2 separate regions of the Homo sapiens genome follow, and region 1 is linked to region 2. The links are chromatin contacts, found by Hi-C in ENCODE. All regions are on one chromosome and are shown on one strand. The core of a region is the stretch at or near the end of the contact, and the rest is flanking DNA. Distances in the headings are between cores, read along the strand shown. Region 1 overlaps RAD51B (RAD51 paralog B). Region 2 overlaps RAD51B (RAD51 paralog B).

Region 1 (6,452 bases), core at 1,215-3,714, 260 kb before region 2:
CTTGCCAAGGGATAAAAGGCACTGAGGGATCATTCCCTACCCCCACGGGTAGCTGGTGTGGTTGGCTTGTTTCCACCATCCAGGTGGCTCTATTGAAGACCGAATGTCGGCCACAGTGGCTGGCGGCCTCCCTTCTAGTTGGCAGCACAGGAGCTGCCCTGTCTGTCTCTAAGTCCCTGGACATGGGCTGCACATCCCACCCAGAGCTCCAGGTGCCAACCTCCACACCAACTCGGGGCTCACCTGCCAGTGCAGCTCCTCATGTAAGAAAAGCTACTTGGCCTTGACTGATGGTACCTTTCCAAGTTTTCCACCCAGGGACCAAGGGTTTCTTTGCTTTAAACCTGGGGAATCATGCAGGTGTCTTTTAGTTTGGTCATGTGGTAAGAAGGGGGAAAAATTAGCTTTGATGTTGCAGTATGTGGAGATCTCAAGGGTACAACTGGGCTGAGCTAAGGGAATGATGAGTACATCCTCTCCTAGGAGGATCGGACAAAGCTGATGTGACAAGGCTGTTAGAGATCCCGCAGGATGGTTACAACAATCCACGTAAGAAAAACGTTTTATGCTGCAGCCCCCACACAAACTCATAATGTATGTGGACATTCACAAACACACAATCACACAAGAAATATTTTATGAAATGAAACAATATGTGTGATATAATCTGATATTTTTTCTTCACTCTTTCTTCTGTCTTCTCTCTCTCTCTGTTTTCAAATGCTGGTTGTGATTCATCAATTTCACTTCATGACCCACCAATGGGTTGCGACAGTTTTCAAAGTCTTGAATCAAGGTTAATGTTTTCATTTTCCAGCTGACAAAAGCAAGGCCCAGAGATTTTCTCAAGATCATACCAAAGCTGAAGGTAAAATCCAAAGGTTCTTTCTAGTAAATGAGGGGCCTGCATTTTCTGGGGACCTGCATTTTTTGTTTTCCCAAAGTCTTTGGGAGCACACAGCAAGAAGGCAGAGTGTGCCAAGAGGTTTGTTTTCAAGGGCATTGCTGGTAAAAGCAGAGGTGTTCCACTGCTTCTGGGAAACCTCAGAGAGGGATGTGTAGCTTGGGGGAGTGGGATAGAGAAAACAACTTAGAAAGCAACCAGGTGAGGTTCTGAGGTCTCCTAACCAAGCATTTTATTTACTGGTTGTTGTTCTTGAATTATAAGACATTTTCCTGAATTTTTCTCTTTCCTGGACACAGCTCCAGGTCAGCCTCCTTTAGTGATCCACTTTCTCCCCTGTTTTCCAACTTTTTCGAAAAGTCATTCCTTGCAGTTTTTTAAACTCTACCAATTCATTGTATTTCCAGGCTCTACTTTCTCTAAATAACTTTCTCTTCCCTCTTAAAATCATGATCTTAGCAATGAACATCAGAGAGGCAACTCAGTGACTCTTCTTCTCACAAATGTTATCCCAAAAGTTATCCAGATTTGACCGGGCTTAGAAATGCTATTTAACAAAATGCCTAGTGATCAGGGTGCGTGTATCACATCAAGCCTCTTCACACACGTCATCTGAGCAGAACAAACTTTTTTCCTCCTGAAATTGTCTTGTAATCTTCCATAGAATTTCTTGAAATCTTCAACGAAATTTGCTACTTACTATACTTCTAATCTTTTAAGAAGGCCTCTAAAAATGAAGAGCTGAATGCCACCCTGTGTACTGGGTAAATAAAAGTCCAGCTTTCTGATTGCTTATTAGTTATACACCCGTAGAGAGTATGTAACAAAGAGGCCTGCTGTTTGCTTTGCTTAATCTGGTGTTAAAATCTCTGCTCCTTTGTCAGAAAACACTATTTGCAATTGTAAAAAAAAATATTTACCAAGGAACTTGGATAGCATAAGTCAAAGGCTAAGAGCCAAAGGTCGTAGTTCTCACCCCAAATTTCGTGGACCTGAGAGTCCCCGCTGTGGAGCTCAGCTGCACCAAACAAACATGCCGCTTTGTGAGTCCATTAAGAAGCAGACATTTTAGAAGGGGAAGGAAAGGGAAGGCTGCAGCCTGTTCCTTAGTTAGAAGCATGAACTCTCCAGCCTGCCCTGCATATTCCCTGCTAGGTCTTTGCACTGCATTGTGTCTCCATGGGGAAATTACAGGGACTGCCCTGTTTCATAAACCTGGGAAAAATATTTAACTTATAAATCCTTCAGGGCAGGACTTCTCCCATGGACAGCAGTGACAATATGCTCCTCTAGGGTCAGGCCAGATATTCACCTAAGCATCTCTGTGGTTGGGGTCTCCTGCCCCACAGCAGAGGACAGATGTATATCCTGAGCACTTCTGTGCAGATCCTTCCTCATCCACAAAGCAGTTTTGTACATCTGACATTGTGGGCTGACTCTTCTAACAGTGCTGGAATTTACCCCTTCATGTTAATTGCTTTCTGGAAAGACCTGTAATCGGGTGCCTTTCCTAACCACTGGCGTATCTAGCATCTGAGAATGAATCACCATTGTAGATCAGTGAGTTCCAGGATGTGGCCTCAGGGTGCTATACCCTAAGCAAGAACTCAGCTCCTTCTAAGTCCTGGGCTCACGTCACAAGGTGCAGGTCCTAAAGGTCTGGTCCCCAGCAGGAAGACCATGTCAGGACAGGACAGGAAAAGGAAACAAGATAACCAGAAGGAGTCAGGGAAGTAGGGCTCATGGAGCCATGACATTGTGCCCCAGAGGCTGCCAACCCAGATGGTTCTTTAGCTTGTTAAGCAAGAAGGCTCTGGGGCAGCACTGGCTCCTCACCTCCACACTGGTGTCAGAATCATTGCCCACTTCATGCCATAGGATCTGCAAAGAGGAATGGGGTGGTAGCAATTCCGAGCTTTCTTGGTTTGATCCTCATGTTTTGATTGTCTCATTCTGTTAGGAAATTCTGTAGGTCTCCTTCGGCCCTACCTCAATCTTCTCTGTCAAATTCTTGCCACAACTGCCGCTCTCTTGCTCTCACTAGGGTAAATATCACTGGCCAATGCATCTTGGTTTTTGATTCTGTCTGGAGCTAGCTTCTATCAGAACCATAGCACTAATTACCACTAGCAATGGGCAGCACTGAGCATAAGCTTAAAGAAATGGCTTAATCCAAGGATCTTACCTTGAAGAACCAGGCCTTCCTCCTTGATGGTGTAGACAAATGAGGTGAAGGGAGCCAGAGGGGACTTGGCAATAAGAATCTGCACATAAAGCACATTTTTCTAGGGTTAGTCAAAGGATCAGGGATGGGCCTCTATTCACTCCCCTTCCCACTTTGAGACAAAGTGGTAACATAGGACTGTAAGTCACAAGGCTTATTTAAAAAAAAAAAAACCATTTTATAACCCAATGTTTAAATGAGTGTTATCCTTTCAAAGTGGTCACCTTAAAAGGCTGTATGCTTATTCCAACTATTCTGTCATCAAATGCCATATTCTTGAATCAATTCTTCTAGAAATAAGTCTCATTATTTTATAACACATGCTTAAATAGCTACCTTTCTGCCCAAAAATAAACCTAGCTTGATTCTCTAATTTTATTTATAAACTTAGCTGTTTTACTAAAAAAATTCAAAGCTACCTTTAAAAGATTTACTATCACTGCAAATATTCAAAATAACTTGCGAAAGGCAAAGCAATTGAAGGTTTCTTTGTTGGCCCTGGTCCTTCACCAAACCCTCTACTACGTGACTACATTTTCTATTACTTAAGGTGTAGAGCATTTCCCATGGCCCTTGATTGTGGGTTTGGGCATATGACTTGCCAGGTGGCATGACATAGGTTGTGCCAGTTCCCAGCCGAGGCCTCAAAAAGCCTCAAGTATTTCTAGTTGTTCTCTTAACGTTTGTGCCATTGTCAGAGAAAAATATGTCCATGCTAGTCTGCTATCTCAGAAGAAGGGCAATAGATACCTGAAACAGAGTTGGCCAGGAAGGCTCAGGCTAAAGAGTTGACCCCTAGAGACCCACAGATACACAAGTTAAATATCACTGTGTGCCTCTGAGATTTTGGTAGTGGAGTCATGAAGCATTAGTGCGTGCAGCAAGAGTTAACTGATATACCAGCCAAAATATCAAAAAATGTTTTCAGCAATGGCATTTTCCTAAGACAACACTTATTTTAAAGGAGATGGTTATTTGATCATTTAAAAAAATCAGTATCATTAAGCCATTATCACATCTCATATGGTTCTACAGAACCTCTAATAATTAGTAGATTATTTTATTATAGTATTTCTACTGAAGAAGATTAATTATCAGTTTCCTGTTTTACACATTAAAACATTATCAGAAACAAAGACAGTTTGAACACTGAACCGTGTAGGTAATCAGGGAGGCAAGAGAGAAGGAAGAAACAATTTCAAATGATCAAAAGGCTTATATATAATATCTTGGCCTATCTTAATTCAACAAATATTTGCTGTCAACTATGAGAAGTGGTGGGAAAATGTGATGAAAAGATCACAGGTTTTAGTCATAGGCTTGGAATCTAGCTCTTCCACTGATTGGCTAGGAGCCTATGGCAGAGCCTACAATTTTCCTCTAGCAGCCATTCCCCTTCTTCCCTTTAGTAAATAACTCCCCAAGTTTCCACATTTCTCTGCTTCTTTTGCAAGTAGGTGTGGCTATGTGACCAAGCTTTGACTAGCAGAATGTGAGTACAAATGATAGGTAGAAATTCTGGATTATGTTTTCATAAGAAAACTGCGTGCCCTCCACTTTCTCTTTCGCTCTTCCCAAGGCAGGAACCAGATCCAAGCAAATGGGTGTGGACAACACTCTGGGGATGACAAGGCAGCATGAGAGAGGGAAGCTGGGTGGCTTCAGAGAGCATCAGTGTCTCCCACTCGGGGTCACCAGTCCTCTCAGGGCAGAGCCACTTGGCTCAACCACTGTATTTTGACATCTTTGATGCTACAGTGCAGCCTGAATTCTAACCAAAACTGTGACTCTGGACAACCTAAACTTGTTAAGTCTCAGTTTCCCCACCTGTAAAATGGTGATAAAAACACCTTCCTAAGTGGCATTATTATGAGGATTAAATTAAGTATACAAAATACCTGTCACTGTGTCAAACACAAAATAAGTTCACAATAAATAATAGGAACATTTCCAACTAACCCATCACATATGGTTCCCTTAACCCTCACTCACCAAATAACAATATACTTGGCTCCTACCAGAAGAAAGTCTCCAGTTGAGTTGCAGTAATTTTTACAAATGTTCTAAAGTTATTTAGATACACTAATTCATCATTCTCAGAACCAATGAGAAGAAAGTATAGGTGGGAATTTACACTTTCATGTCAAAAATATCTCATTTGAAAATTAAGGTAGATTGCTTTCTGCCTGAGACAGTTCGGAGATGGTTCAATGTGAATTTATTTATTTATTTATTTATTTATTTATTTATTTATTTATTTTTTTTTTTTTTGAGACAGAGTCTAGCTCTGTCACCCAGGCTGGAGTGCAGTGGCGCAATCTCGGCTCACTGCAAGCTCCACCTCCTGGGTTCACACCATTCTCCTGCCTCAGCCTCCTGAGTAGCTGGGACTACAGGCACCCACCACCACACCCAGCTAATTTTTTATATTTTTAGTGGAGACGGGGTTTTACTGTGTTAGCCAGGATGGTCTCAATCTCCTGACCTCGTGATCCGCCTGCCCTGGCCTCCCAAAGTGCTGGGATTACAGGTGTGAGCCACCACGCCTGGCCCGGTTCAATGTGAATTTTAAGGATATCCCTTAGAAGGGGAATGGCATGGTAGAAGAAAAAACAGTGGTTCTCGATTTTAATGTGGGTTTGCATCACCTATGGGTCCTGTTGACCTACATATTCTGATTCTTTAGGTTTTGAGTGGAGCCTGAGAGAGTCTGCATTTCTAACAGGCTCCCAAGAGACGATGATGCTGTGGTTCATAGACTACATTTTGAGTAGCCAGGTTCTAGGCAATTAGCCTGATTGAAGAGTCTAAGATGGAGAAGCAAGAGATGGGAGATGTGGGGCCAGTTAGGAAGCAACTCCAATAATTCAGTGATGAGATGATAAGGGCCTAAACTATAGCTGTGCCAGAAAGAGTGGTAAAAAAGGAAATGGATAAGATAAACGTAAATCCTTTAGATCAAATAGCAGTAAAAATAAACTAAACATATAAAAAAATCTCAGATCTTTGTTGTCTGTATGTAGCAACTAGACATGAAACCAAAAGGGTGTAAATAGCAATAAATAAAGTATCATGCTATATTTTTAAAAATATTACCCTTTTTATTTTATGCACTGCAGAAACTGAGACCCAGAAAAAAAGAATGTAATATTTCAATGAGACACAAGAATGGCATCTGAGCCTAAGCCTTCCAACTCTGTGGTGCTAACTCCACCTTCTAATAGCCAGTCTATGAGCAAGCCCTGAACCCCAGCCAAAAGGATCTCACACCTGGAGGGACCTCTCTGCCGGAAATCAAAGAGTTCGGACAGGTCACTGATTAAT
Region 2 (6,467 bases), core at 3,430-5,929:
TTTCAGAACCAGAAAGCCTGGGTCTAATTTTGGTTCTTCTACTTAATACTGCATGACCTTGGGCAACTAACACTTTGAGCCACAGTTTCCTCATCTCAAAATGGGGATAATAGCACCTAACTCCCGGAACTATTATAAGGATTAAATGCACTACTGCAGGTAGTTGGAACAGATTGGTGCTCAGAAAACATTTGTTAATTGTTCCCACCACCACTCTCTGAGTTCCATTCTCCTTATTTCTGAAATGGGTACAATAATATCTGTCTTGCTTCCTCTTCTCCACCTTCCAAACAGGATTATTTGTGATGATTATTGTGGTAAAAGAGAAAAGAGAAAAACTGAAGAGGAAGATGAAAACAACCTTCAAATATTAAGATAGTTATATGATAAGGGAGAGTAGACGCCATTGGTGTCTAAGAGATTAAAAAATCACTTTCTTCTCATTCCCTATTGAGAAACTTTGTAAAATATAAAAGGCCATATTAAGAATATAGGGTTATTATGATGATAACTCAGGAGAGAATTGAACATACTATCTTTGTCATTTGAGGCAATGGAGATAATTAATCTTCTTCAAGTTTTTTGAAAATGGTAACTAAATCCTAAAAGTCCTAAATACCTAGCTGAGGAAAACAAATTGTTCTTCAGCTTCTCAGAATATCAAGTTCTTTTTTCCATAATATAATTAGAACCCCCAAGGATTCATTTAATTCACAGTATAAAGGCAAAACAACAAAGTTGAAATAAAAGAAGGCTGGTTTCACAGGTTGCCCACAAAACTGAGAATTTTTTACTACAGCACAATGCAATAAAGAGGCTTACAAATTGAGTCCTGGGGGAAGGACACGAGCTGTATTTGTTGCATGTGGGTATAAGAGGCCAGAAGTTGGCCTCTTCTATTCTGTGAAGTGCCATGTGCATAAATTTGTAGACTGTAATTCCCTTTAACTCAAAACACTCGTGAACAAACAGTTGGAACAAAGCCACCTCCAGAACATGATGAACCATAGCACTTAGAACACTGATCATCTCTCATTGCTCAAACAAATAAGCCTTTAAAATACTGACATGCTTTACTTGGAGTTTTTTTATTTATGCGTGTCTTAACTGATTTCAAAAGAATCTTAGGGAGTGGGGGCCGTAGAAGTAATCTAGACATCCCTCCCCTCCACCTCCCCATGCTAGAAGATTCTTTTTCACATCATTCTGTACAGAGGCCAAACATTTCAGAGATAAGAGTGCTCCATTGGCTTGGTTGCCCCACTGAAGTTAAAGTTGGTAAGTACCAGGGGTAACACAATTCCCCTGCCTAAGGTTTCCATGAGTGGCCTCCTGCTAGAGTAACATTTTGATCTTTTTTGTTTCAGCCCACTTCAAGGATACCAAAAAGAATTTTTGTGCAGATATGAACTAGGTTTCCTCCTCTCTCATTCACAGTCGAGAAGTCAGGTGCACCCCTGGCTTCAGGATGCACACTTTCTCCTTCTCCTTCACACAGGAACTGCCCTCCTCCTGCAAACAACAGTTGTCCAGGGCCTTACCTGACTCTGAGAGTGTGTTTAACTAGGGAAGGGTATAAAAGGCCTGATTGTAGCCACAGATCAGGCCACATTCTCTAATATGGTTTTACTGGAATAAAGCTGACATTTTGTTCTCCATCAACCTGATGCCAGAGTCCATTTCTCAACAGGGAATGAGAAGTGATTTTTTTACTCTCTTAGACACCAATGGCATCTACTCTTTCTCATCATGTAACTATGTTAATATTTGAAGGTTGTCTTCATATTCCTCTTTGGTTTTTCTCTTTTCCAGCCTGACATTAGTTCACCGTTTTTCCTCTTAGGATGTAAATCCAGACCTCTTATTCTCCTGATTATAATGGTCAAGGACCCCCTTAATGACAGACCTGACCTAGTACTCTGGACATGGACTCTTAGAGAAGAACTACTGCCACCATGATCCATGATGCTATATTCTAATAATGCACCCTCCTATTAGTTGTTCTTTTTTAAAAGTAGGTATACGTTAGTATTGAATCACATTGAGTTTCCCACCAACTAATGTCCCTAAATCTTTTCCTTATTACTTGCTATCAACCTAAGCTTCCTCCTTCAAGACTTAACATACTATTTTGTTAACCTTAGCTTAGGACTTTACATTAATCTGTGTAAAATTCTGACTCACTGGTTCTAGTAGCATAATACAGTTATGAGCATGGGCTTTGGTGATAGACAAATGGTCCTCTGCCATCTGTGCCTCTTATTGGCTGTGGGACTTGGGTAAATGACTTAGCATATCTGTGCCTCTACATCTATCTATAGAATGGAATATTACTAGTATACACCTCAGAGGGTCACTGTGAGGATTAAATGAGAGAAGTCATACAACACATTTAGCATTTTGCCTGGCACACAGTAAGTACTCAATAAATGCTACATATGGTTGTTATTAGCAAATCCGCCCATCAACCTACACAGATCTTTAAAAAATCCTATCTCACTTGTTGCAAAAGCACATTATTTGTGCTTTCGTCAGAAATTTTTAATGAGAAAATTGGATAGAACAGCATCACTAGACAGGTTCCTGAGGCTTACCCTGAGGACCCCTCTCCAGATGGACATTAGTCCATCCATCAGGTCAAAACTGCCAGTGGACATTTGTTCAACCAGCTATGAATCTACTTAACCTCAACAAGACAACAAGAGTATCATAAAAATCTTAGCCAAACTCCTCCCAGAAATAAAAATCTATCCCTTGACATTTCCATAACCAATAAGATGAACTGTGAAAGACTTTAAGGATGTTAGAAATAGGAATGTTTTGTTTTCAATGAGCTCATATTGACTCCTAATAATCACATTTTTCTCACACGTAATCATTCAGTAATCCACTCTAAAAATTTGCTGAAGATCAATGTCCTGTGCATTCTGGAACATGTCTTCTTCTTCACTCCATTTCTTCAAAATTAGGATAGTGTCCAGTGCCATTTTCCATTACTATGACACCAAACCCTATTGCTATCATTTCTCATAAATGATGTGATTACACTGGCAAATTCTGTCACTACCCAGTGCTGTGGTTCCAATGGAAAGTCCCCAGTAGTGAGTTAGGAGGGTTCTAAACCAGTCCAAATTGTTCAGCAAACTGCTGACCACCCAAAGGACACACATGGTGGTATTTACCTTGCTGCTGGTGCTGCTGTTGTTGCTGCTGCTAACAGCTCTATGTAAGGCTCTGAGTCAAGTATTTTACATGGATTGTCTAATTTAATTCTCAAAACAGCCCTCTGAGGTCAGTGTAAAGATAATATCCTTTTTAGAGCGGGGTCTTAGGTCATACAGCATGTAAGTGGCTGACCTAGTATTCAAACCCAGTTCAATCAGATTCTAGAGCCAAACTTCCAACCAAGTGCCATATTATCTCCCTTTTTTACTAAATGGCACTATTTCATTGTATGAACTGTACAGCTTGGGTCCAGTCCCAGCCTTGCAGGCACAGAAATTTGACCTTGTCAGTATCCCAGAGTTGAATAGACTTAGGCATGATGCCTTCCCCTGACGAAGTTCACAACAAACTGGTGGAGCAAACGAGAATGCCAATGTGTTGATTTACAACAGTTATGTATCTGTCATACAGACCATAACAATCTGACCAGAGCATTTTTCCCTTTAGAGGGTTCTACTTACAGAGGCAAACTGTAAACACAAGACATCATAATAGGAGGCATTTGCTATAGAACTTGAATGTTAAATTGAATTTCCAACAAAGAAGGACTTGCCAGTGACACTGAAACTTTGAAGACTACCAACATTCACATTTCTATGGACAGTTACTGTGGGTACAGGGCACAACCAGTGTTTGCCTCTGGGTGCTTCTGATGTCGACCAACCCCCTTTCTGACACACTGGTGCATTACTTACGTCTAGGCCAGTCTTTGGCCTAGAGACAATGACTTTCCTTAGGTGACTTTCCACAACTATGCTCTGATATCTGATGGTTTTATATATTAATTTATTTCCCAACCAAGTTGTTGAGTAACCTTCCCCACCATATCTAGTCTACAATCTATAATATAATTCACTCTGGCCTAAGGCCTTTAATTCATTTAAGAAAGCTAGGAGCTCTCCTACTTTCTTATGTTTTATTTTTCTTTTTTCCCCCTTAAAGCCATGTATACCATATTCAGTTGGCAACACAAAAGAGGTGCTACAATAGTGAAGGTGGTACAAAAACAGGACCTGAGATGTTCTTTTCATTCTTCTATCTTCTCCAAACATTGGTTTCAATGGGGAAAGCGGGTGGAGGGAGGGCAATGTGATTAGAGAGATTCTTGCAGGCAGGGAGCAAGGCCCTTGAACTAAAAGTGGAAGTAGCCTTATATTCAGATAAATCAGTCACTAGGCACTGGGTGGGGAGGGGAAAGGGTCACAAAGAATGTTCTGAGCTAGGCCACTTAATGATTTTAGACATGCCTACCTAGGAAATGCACCATGTGGCAATGCTCTTGTTCTGACCACAGCACATTAGTCAGAGAAACATCCTCAGAGAGAAGATCAAGGAAGACAAGGCACATGTTTGAGTGTGGGAACACAACTGACACTAAGTGAAGCTTGACAACCTGAAAATGAAAGTGACTGGAAATGAAGTGAAACCATTCTGTTAGTAAAGAATGGAATGCGAAAATGAAATGAACATTTTAAATAGAGCACACTGCCCTTCATTTTACTTGGTGACTCAGCCTGGGAGTTTCTGTAATACATACAGAATTCTGTTTGGTGAAGTGACCTACTTGCTCTTTGTGGGCGACCATATCGTGAACAGCTGGGGAGTAACTCACTCCACGTCAACATGATACTGATCACAAGCGCATTTCCTTGCTTTTGCAGAGTGCAATGGAGATTTCAAAGCACTTCTTCCCAAGTATTTTCTCCTTTAATTCTCACACAAACTCTGTGAGATTGTTGTCCATTTTGTTACAGGTAAGAAAACTATTTTAAGTTCAGTGTTTTTTCCATGATACTACAGCAGTGGCAGTTACTACTAGAGCTCATGCAGAATTCACTGAAGGCCACCAAGACACAAGACACACACAATGGTCATTCCATCACCCTTAAGTAACCTAAGGCCTGGTCATGTATATACATAGAATGGTATGTTACCATCCCTAATATCTTTAAGATCAAACCCACATGTACAAGAACATTTTTAAGGTAGTCCTATCTATTTGGCTCCAGAGTATTTGAATACTGCAATATAAATACTGATCACCTTTATTTGCTTCAGGCATGGTGTATAAAAATTGTCATCCCATTGAATAAATCCCTTGTTACCTGGTCTCAACGTTCCTAACTATAGAACTATTCTAAAGATATTCCTGGCTGGGTGCGGTGGCTCACACCTGTAATCCTAGCACTTTGGGAGGCTGAGGCAGGTGATTACCTCAGGTCAGGAGTTAGAGACCAGCCTGGCCAACATGGTGAAATCCTGTCTCTACTAAAAATACAAAAATTAGCTGGGCATGGTGGCGTACGCCTGTTGTCCTAGCTCCTCAGGAGGCTGAGGCAGGAAAATCACTTGAACCCGGGTGGCGGAGGTTGCAGTGAGCTGAGATGGCGCCACTGCACTCCAGCCTGGGTGACAGAGTAAGACTCTGTCTCAAAAAAAAAAAAAAAAGGTATTCCTAGAGTATGTTTCGCTCAGACTAATACAGCCTGATGAAATTCCAGTGCCAAATAAGGAAAAAGATCGTGTGCTCATGGAGGAATATTACTGCCTGGCAAGAAGCTTCCTTTAATACCACTTAAAAAGATTAGCAGGAGGAAGAAAATCACGATTACAATAAAAGAATTATCACTAAAATTTCTCAGTGCAATTCCTTTCTTTGATGCCTAAACACAGGACCTTCTATTCTAGCAAGATGGTAGTTAAGGCATGTGTATCCGAAGGGCAGGAGATCCCTAAGTGGGTACAGAATATCTTACAATCATCTTCCCAAAAGTAGATTAAAAGTGGACTGGTGCATTTTTCAGATCTAAATATTCTCCTTTCTCTTCGCCCTCACTTCTGCTCTTTTAAATGTTGGAAAAAAAAATGAACAAGGCAACAAAGAAAATTTTAAAATGCTCATGGAAAAACTCATCTTCTAGAAGGGAATCTTAGTGGGAGGGACAATTCCTCTCAGAGAGTTATCAGTGAAGCTGTGAAAATATGAGGCCCTGGAAGCCAGAGGTGTCACCCAACAAGGCTGCAGCAAGGACAATTAGCAATGGCTGCTGTGCCCTCTGTCACTGCCTCAACTTAGAAAGGATGTCTTTGTCAGCCTCAGGATACTTAGCATGGTGCCTACCTCACAGAGAGTTCTATAAATAATTGCTGAGTGAAATCAGATGAAATGGAAACAGTTTCAACATGTCCCAAAAGTATTAGATACTTGAGTGCTAGAGTGGAATTGTTCTCTATTGGAAGAA

Evidence for each region. A loop is a pair of places that touch in the nucleus more often than their neighbours do. Pooled maps may share reads with other maps.
Region 1: a loop to region 2 is called in a pooled map, with 4 times the contacts of the local background. The contact joins two enhancer-like sites. A Hi-C loop is called at or near these places in 3 of 37 single-sample maps with no recorded cell type and 5 of 50 pooled maps.

What each region holds. Positions count from the first base shown.
Region 1 is chr14:68,464,888-68,471,339 of GRCh38, reverse strand. RAD51B (RAD51 paralog B) reads right to left here. Exons shown (of 11, transcript NM_133510.4): 10 at 3,090-3,168. Among named protein-coding and RNA genes, the nearest start is that of RAD51B-AS1, 220 kb to the left of the region's middle. RefSeq lists enhancers at 1-114, 115-648. Within about 2 kb of position 2,464, at least 5 of the 41 ENCODE cell types and tissues checked have a DNase peak (open chromatin) inside an H3K27ac peak, as active enhancers do.
Region 2 is chr14:68,209,168-68,215,634 of GRCh38, reverse strand. All of the region lies in intron 7 of RAD51B (RAD51 paralog B), which reads right to left. Among named protein-coding and RNA genes, the nearest start is that of RAD51B, 390 kb to the right of the region's middle. RefSeq lists enhancers at 4,427-4,706, 4,877-5,076. Within about 2 kb of position 4,679, at least 16 of the 41 ENCODE cell types and tissues checked have a DNase peak (open chromatin) inside an H3K27ac peak, as active enhancers do.